Regions from separate parts of the Homo sapiens genome. Here region 1 is linked to region 2. A link is a contact called in ENCODE Hi-C data. All regions are on one chromosome and are shown on one strand. Each heading gives the region's core, a stretch centred on a gene start or an enhancer-like site at or near the end of the contact. The rest is flanking DNA. Distances are from core to core; before and after follow the strand shown. Region 1 overlaps TTF1 (transcription termination factor 1). Region 2 has its middle 20 kb from the start of FAM78A.

Region 1 (3,334 bases), core at 59-2,558, 1.1 Mb after region 2:
AGTTACCCCCTACCTGGATTTTGTGGGGCCCTTTTATTTATTTTTATTTAATTTATTTTCTTGAGACAGGGTCTCACTCTGTCACCCAGGCTGGAATGCAGTGGCGTGATCTCGGGTCACTGCAACTTCTGGCTCCCAGGCTCAAGCGATCCTCCCACTTCAGCCTCCAGAGTAGCTGGGACAACAGGCATGTGTCACCACGTGCAGCTTAATAATCAGTTTTTAAACATGTAATTTTATTTAAAACCATAAAAACCCATTTTAGTTTTAAAAATCATGTGATCTGAAGAAATGTCACAAAGCATACACAAATTTAATGGAAAAGCTGAATTTTTTTTTTTTTTGAGATGGAGTCTGGCTCTGTGGCCCAGGCTGGAGTGCAGTGACGCAATCTCGGCTCACTGCAACCTCCTCCTCCTGGGTTCAAGCAATTCTGCCTCAGCCTCCCCAGTAGCTGGGATTACAGGTACCTGCTACCACGCCCAGCTAATTTTTGTATTTTAGTAGAGATGGGGTTTCACCATGTTGGGCAGGTTGGTCTCAAACTCCTGACCTCAAGCAATCCACCCGCCTTGGCCTCCCAAAGTGCTGGGATTACAGGCGTGAATCACCACGCCCGGCCGAAAAGTTGAATTTTTAAAAAGTGGTTTGACATTATAAAGGGCTTTGTCAATGTAAGTCGTTCTCAAGATGGGAGCTGGTGGGGTGCACATCAGCGTCACCTCCTTCAAAGCACCTGGCACCCTCCCTGCTTGGGGCCTATGATGCTGAAGAGTGGGCACCCTGCCCCTCAGATGAGCTAGAAAAGAAAAGACTTTGGGACCACGGCATGTATCTGTGAGTCCTGGCAGGGCCTGGACTAAGAATTTCCAATTCTCCACATTCAAGAAGGAAGAGACGGATTGTCCTTTCTTGTTTGGTTATAATCCCAAACCATAAATAACTAACCACCAGAACCAGTTTAAACCCTCCCTAATGGTTCCGCAGAATATTGACTAGAAACAAAACAAAATCTTTCCTAATGGACCAATGGCGACCTCACACCAGTAGCCACACTTCTGGAAGTCAGCCAGGCTGCAGCAGCCTCACCCCACTGTCTACCTTCCAAAACCAAAGGCCAAACAATCCCTCAACATCCCTGCATCTGAAAGTCACTGATCCCCGAGCCCCATGATGCTCGGCAACACGTAGAGGGCCTGTGCTCTGCAGCCCAGCTCTCCCTTGCGTAGCAAGCAGTAAGTTGAGATATCGAGAGTGGTGGGCCCTCCAATCGCAGGAACTGATTAAAATGCAAGAGCTATGTGCAGTGAAGGCTCACAGTGAAGGGAAAGAGAGACAGCTTATAAACACAAGAGCCATGTTCAATCTCACTTCTCACATGAGAAATGCAAATGAAAACCACAAGGAAACTGACAGAAGCTTAAAGAGGAACAGGATCTTTATATAGTCTTAAAATGTCTTCCCACAGCCATTTCTTACCACCAAAGGAAGAACCAGTATTTTTATACAGTGGGGAAAAGAGGCAGATGCTGCCTTAGCTAAATAATAAAAAAAAGTCAAAACGAGAATTATGTACCTTGTGACGTAATGCAGTGATAGCAAACATCAGGAATATGCTGTACTCCTGCCCGAAGGACACAGCCTGAATCTCCTCAAGAGGAAATACCAGACAAGTGCCAACTGCGGACATTCTACAAAACACCTAGCCTGTATTCCTCCAAAATTTCACTACCATCAACAGCAAAGATGGACGATCTTCATAGATTAAAAGACAGTAAGGAAGGCCGGGCATGGTGGCTCACGTCTGTAATCCCAGCACTTTGAGAGGGATTAAGGCCAGGAGTTCAAGCATAGCCTGGGCAACATGGCAAAACCCCATCTCTACTAAAAATACAAAAAAAAAAAAAAAAAAAAAAAGTCAGGTGTGGTGGCTCACGCCTGTAATCTCAGCAATTTGGGAGGCTGAGGTGGGTGGATCACTTGAGGTAAGGAGTTTGAGACCAGCCTGGCCAACATGGTGAAACCTTGTCTCTATTAAAAATACAAAAATTAGCCAGGTATGGTGGCAGGTACCTGTAATCCCAGCTATTCAGAGGCTGAGACAGGAGAACTGCTTGAACCCGGAAGGTGGAGGTTGCAGGGAACCGAGATCACGCTGTTGCACTCCAGCCTGGGCAACAAGAGTGAAAATCCGTCTCAAAAAAAAAAAAATTAACTAATTAAAAAAAAAACTAGCCAGGCAGGGTGGTGCATGCCTCTAATTCCAGCTATTTAGGTGGCTGAGGCACAAGAATTGCTTGAACCTGGGAGGCAGAGGGTGCAGTGAGCTGAGATCACACCATTGTAACTCCAGCCTGGGCAACAGAGTAAGACTCTTGTCTTCAAAAAAAAAAAAAAAAAGGACACTAAGGAAATGGAACAATTATTAAAGGGGGAAAATGCTATCAAGGACATTACTGGGACAACTGGTGAAATCTGAATGTGGACTATGTTTTAGAGGGTGTACTATATCAATGTGAAACTTCCTGATTCTCGATTGTACTATGGTTATGTAAAATAACATCCTTGCTTGGGAAGTGGTATCTGCCACTAACTCTTGAATGGTTATGGGAAAAACCGTATTCCCTTGGAGGAGGGAGAGAGGGATGATAAAGTGAACGTAGCAGAATGTTCAGAAGAGGCGACTATGGGTAAAGGGGATGCGGGGTTCTTTCTGTTACTCTTGCAACTTGTTTAGCTTTTTGAAGCCTTTAAGAGACTTTGCATACATTTCATTTGCCTTTCTTGGGTGTCTTCGGTGGCAGGTGGGCTGGAGGGAGGGCTGGTCTGATTTATTTGGTCCAGAGCACAGAGACTGGAAGTCTCGAATAAACACACACATTGCAGCTTTCCTGTTCTGTGGCGCTGGCACACCACCCTGCAACCACGCAGTGTTTCCTCACCCAAGACTGTATCTTGGCGCTTTCTTTGCCCCACCACCGAGGGGCTTTCTCATGATTTTTTGTAGCTATAAAGAATGTCACTATATGGGTAAAATACATATATAGCCAGTCCCCTATTAACAGGCCTTTTGCAGTCAGTTACTCTGTATACAAGTCATTTCATGTATGTGTGAAGTTGTTTTGTAGAATGTATTTCTAGAAATGGAATTACTAGAATTATTTGAATTTTGAATGGTACTAAGGCTGCAAAGTATGTAAAATTTACCAAAACAGATAACAGTAATTGGAGGGAGTGAATGTAGATGTTTAATAAGGACGGCTGGATTTTGACAGTTGCTGAACTGGGGTGATGGGTACATGAAGCTTCATTTATTTTGTATCTGTCTAAAATT
Region 2 (3,546 bases), core at 664-3,163:
CACACAGGCACAGAGATGGAGTTCATTCACTCCGACGTGTTCGCTTGCATTTAGTAGTTTCCATCGGCCGGGCGCAGTGGCTCAAGCCTGTAATCCCAGCACTTTGGGAGGCCGAGGCGGGCAGATCACTGAGGTCAGGAGTTCGAGACCAGCCTGGCCAACGTGGTGAAACCCCATCTCTACTAAAAATATAAAAATTAGCCGGGCGTGGCGTGGAGCGCCTGTAATCCCAGCTAGTCAGGAGGCTGAGGCAGAATTGCTTGAACCCGGGAGGCAGAAGTTGCAGTGAGCTGAGATTGCACCATTCCACTCCAGCCTAGGGGACAAGAGTGAAACTCCGTCTCAAAAAAAAAAAGTTTCCATCGTCCAGGGTCAACAGGGCTGCTAAGGACTCGGACTCAGCGTCATGCCGAGGAACCTTAGCAACAGGACAGCTGAGGGCAGTCTGGTAGAACTGGGGTACCAGAAGGCTGGGGTGTCATAGAAGGAGCTGAGACAAAGCACGGGGTCAAAGGCCGGGTGTTTGAAACCAGCCTAGCTCTGCATCTTCCCAGAAAAGTGACCTTTGGCAAGCCCCTTGGTCCCTTCTGTGGGGCAGCGTCCTCACTGATTGAAGGGGAAGAGCATACTTGAAGGGTCAGCAGTGGCAGGAAGGGGCCTGGACAGCACCGGAGTGGCTGGTTGTGCCCTGTGATCCTGATGGGCAATTTTTGGACTGTCACACAGTAAAATATTTGCTTTCATCCTATGCCCAGACCCCAACCAGGTGGGAAGCCATTTCTGTGGGGGCGCCCAAGCAGGATAGAGGATGACCAAGAGAACCACCAAGCCAGAGGCGACAGAAGATCACCTGGGCTGTTAGAAACCTCCGAGGGCCTGCAAGCGCCACAGGCCATCACACTTTTTTTTTTTTTTTTTTAGATGGAGCCTCACTCTGTCACCCAGGCTCTGGAGTGTAGTGGTACAGTCTCGGCTCACTCCAACGTCTGCCTCCTGGGTTCAAGCGATTCTCCTGCCTCAGCCTCCTGAGTAGTTAGGATTATAGGCACCCGCCACCATGCCTGGCTAATTTTTGTATTTTTAGTAGAGACAGGGTTTCACCATGTCGGTCAGGCTGGTCTTGAACTCCTGACCTCGTGATCCACCCACCTTGGCCTCCCAAAGTTCTGGGATTACAGGCGTGAGCCACCGCACCCCGCCAGGCCATCAGCTTTTTTGTTTCCTGATGAAACTGTCTTCTTTTGGGCTCCAAGAGGGGCTTTCCTGTTTGGCCTCATGGCCCAGACTACAGCAAGTCTCTGTCCCATTTAAAACAGCCCCAGAGCAGAAGAGGCTCTCCTGAGAAGTGACTTTGAAAGTGGGAGGTGGAGATGTTATGGGGTCGCTGTGCAGCTGCTTCTCCCAGACCCTGGATGTCTCAGGCAGGTGAGCCTGGCCTGGCCCAGACAGCCGGCTCTCCCAGGCCCAGATCCTGGAGAGGAACCCGTGACAGCTGGGCAGAATCTACTGTCTGTGCCTCTTCTCCCAGTCTGGACTTCTAAATTTCACCTGCTGTCAGCTGGAGAGGCTGGAGGGCTTCCACTCTGTGACTAAATGCCACTTGGAATCCACTTTACTCACAACTCCCTCCTTGTACATTTCCCTCTCGAAACTGTTACCCACAGATTCAGCTGCGTCTCCCCATCTCCCGTCTCACTGCGCCTCTGCATGAAGGCTTTGCTCTCCTGAGCTTCTGAAACCCTGCTATCAGGTTAGGCCTGCATCCCATTCTCTGTACACACACACACACACACACACACACACACACACACACACACACACACACACACACACACACACCATAGTCTCTCATGGGCAGAGCTCAGGAGCCGACTCCACACCGAGAAGCCAAACCACGACAGTGAACTGCACCACCCAGGAGCCATCTGCGTGGAGCTCGGCCAGCAATGCCTGTTATGCAATTTCCTGCTTTGGTGTCTCAGCCCCAGGAGGCAGGATGTGAGCGCCGTTGGTTTGCTGCAACGTGGAGAACCCACAGAAGACCCGAATTCTGATGCCCAGAGTGCATGGGGCCTCCCTGTCCCCGTGGGGGTGCAGAGAAGCCACTGCCCACCCTGGATGATGAGCCTGTGTGCGGTGGGTGCAGCAGCCGGCCCCTGCTCAAAGGGAATCAGATGGGCTCATTGTGGGCCAGAAAGAACTGACTGCCCCGAGACTTCCGGGGTGGGGAGGGGGGTGCACTTCCTGCCCGGGGCACCCAGGATGGGGGAGCAGAGGCCTGGGACCTTCTCAGTAACAGTCACCAATGTTATTGGACACTGCACATGGCCCCACCGTCTCAGGCTCAAGACTGAGAGTGCGCTATGGCGAGAGGTGGCTCTGTGGCCAGAGTTCGAATCCTGGCTCCGCCTTCCCCTAGCTATGTGGTCTCAGGCAGCTCCTTGGCGTCCACTCTCCCCGTTCCTTCGTCTGTGAAATGGGGGTGGCAGTTAACACCTCCCTTGTGGGGTTGTCATGAGGATTCAATGAGTTCGCACCCAGAAAGAACAGGGAGTTTCCACTGAATCCGCCAGGAGGCAGCTCCTCTGAAAATCTCCATTTTCTTTTTCCTTTTTTTTTTTTTTTTTTTTTTTTTTTGAGACAGGGTCTCACTCTGTCACCCAGGCTGGAGTGCAGTGGCGCAATCTCGGCTCACTACAGCCTCTGCCTCCCGGGTTCCAGTGATTCTCCTGCCTCAGCCTCCTGAGTAGCTGGGACTATAGGTGCCCACCACCACACCGGGCTAATTTTTGTATTTTAGTAGAGACGGGGTTTCGCCATGTTGGCCAGGCTGGTCTCAAACTCCTGACCTCAAGTGATCCACCCACCTCAGCCTCCCAGAGCGCTGAGATTACAGGTGCGAGCTACCACACCTGGCCACATCTCCATTTTTCCATACAAAGTAAGTAGGGCTCAGAGGGGCTGAGTGTCGGGCTCAAGCTCACATAAACGGCCTTGAACCTGTGATCTACCTTCAGAGCCCACAGCCACTCCAGGACCTCCAGGGCCCCCACCCATGTTTACACAAGAAAGCTCCATTTATAAGATGGTATCCATTCAAGGCTGGGGCCCCACAGGACCCCTCAACAGCTGCTGGCTGAGGGCAGGGCATGGAGCCCCCGTCCAGACTGACACTGTCCTGCTTGTCCACAAGAAGACAGCTTTGCAGGCCCAAGTTAAGGGTCAATCTAAACCTTAATCGCCCTTGACATAGGGGTTTTACTGTTCGCCAAAAAGTCAAGCTGCCCCCAATTCCTAGCTCTACCTCCAAGCCCACCACCCTCCAGGCAGGGCACTGGCAGGGGCACTTCCAGGTGCAAGGCTGAGACCGCAGGGCTGCTCTCGCTGGAGCTGGGGCTGTGAACAGAAGCAGCTGGAAGGAGCAGGACTCAAAGGCTGGCTCCCTCCTCCCATCTCCCAGGCCCTGAGTACGGGGATCCCAGCCTCAGCCCATCCTCCTGCCCCCCAGATACGTTCACCCCCGCAGCCAGCACCGCTGAGCCACCC

What was found. Hi-C counts contacts between places; a loop is a spot of excess contacts on that map. Pooled maps may share reads with other maps.
Region 1: a map with no recorded cell type shows a loop between it and region 2 (4-fold over the local background). The contact joins two enhancer-like sites. A Hi-C loop is called at or near these places in 4 of 37 single-sample maps with no recorded cell type and 1 of 50 pooled maps.

What each region holds. Positions count from the first base shown.
Region 1 is chr9:132,380,868-132,384,201 of GRCh38, forward strand. The region is part of intron 9 of TTF1 (transcription termination factor 1); the gene reads right to left. Among named protein-coding and RNA genes, the nearest start is that of TTF1, 24 kb to the right of the region's middle. RefSeq lists enhancers at 1,394-1,553, 2,971-3,020. Within about 2 kb of position 1,309, at least 6 of the 41 ENCODE cell types and tissues checked have a DNase peak (open chromatin) inside an H3K27ac peak, as active enhancers do.
Region 2 is chr9:131,254,483-131,258,028 of GRCh38, forward strand. No RefSeq gene overlaps it. Among named protein-coding and RNA genes, the nearest start is that of FAM78A, 20 kb to the right of the region's middle. RefSeq lists enhancers at 1,458-1,607, 1,988-2,167. Within about 2 kb of position 1,914, at least 27 of the 41 ENCODE cell types and tissues checked have a DNase peak (open chromatin) inside an H3K27ac peak, as active enhancers do.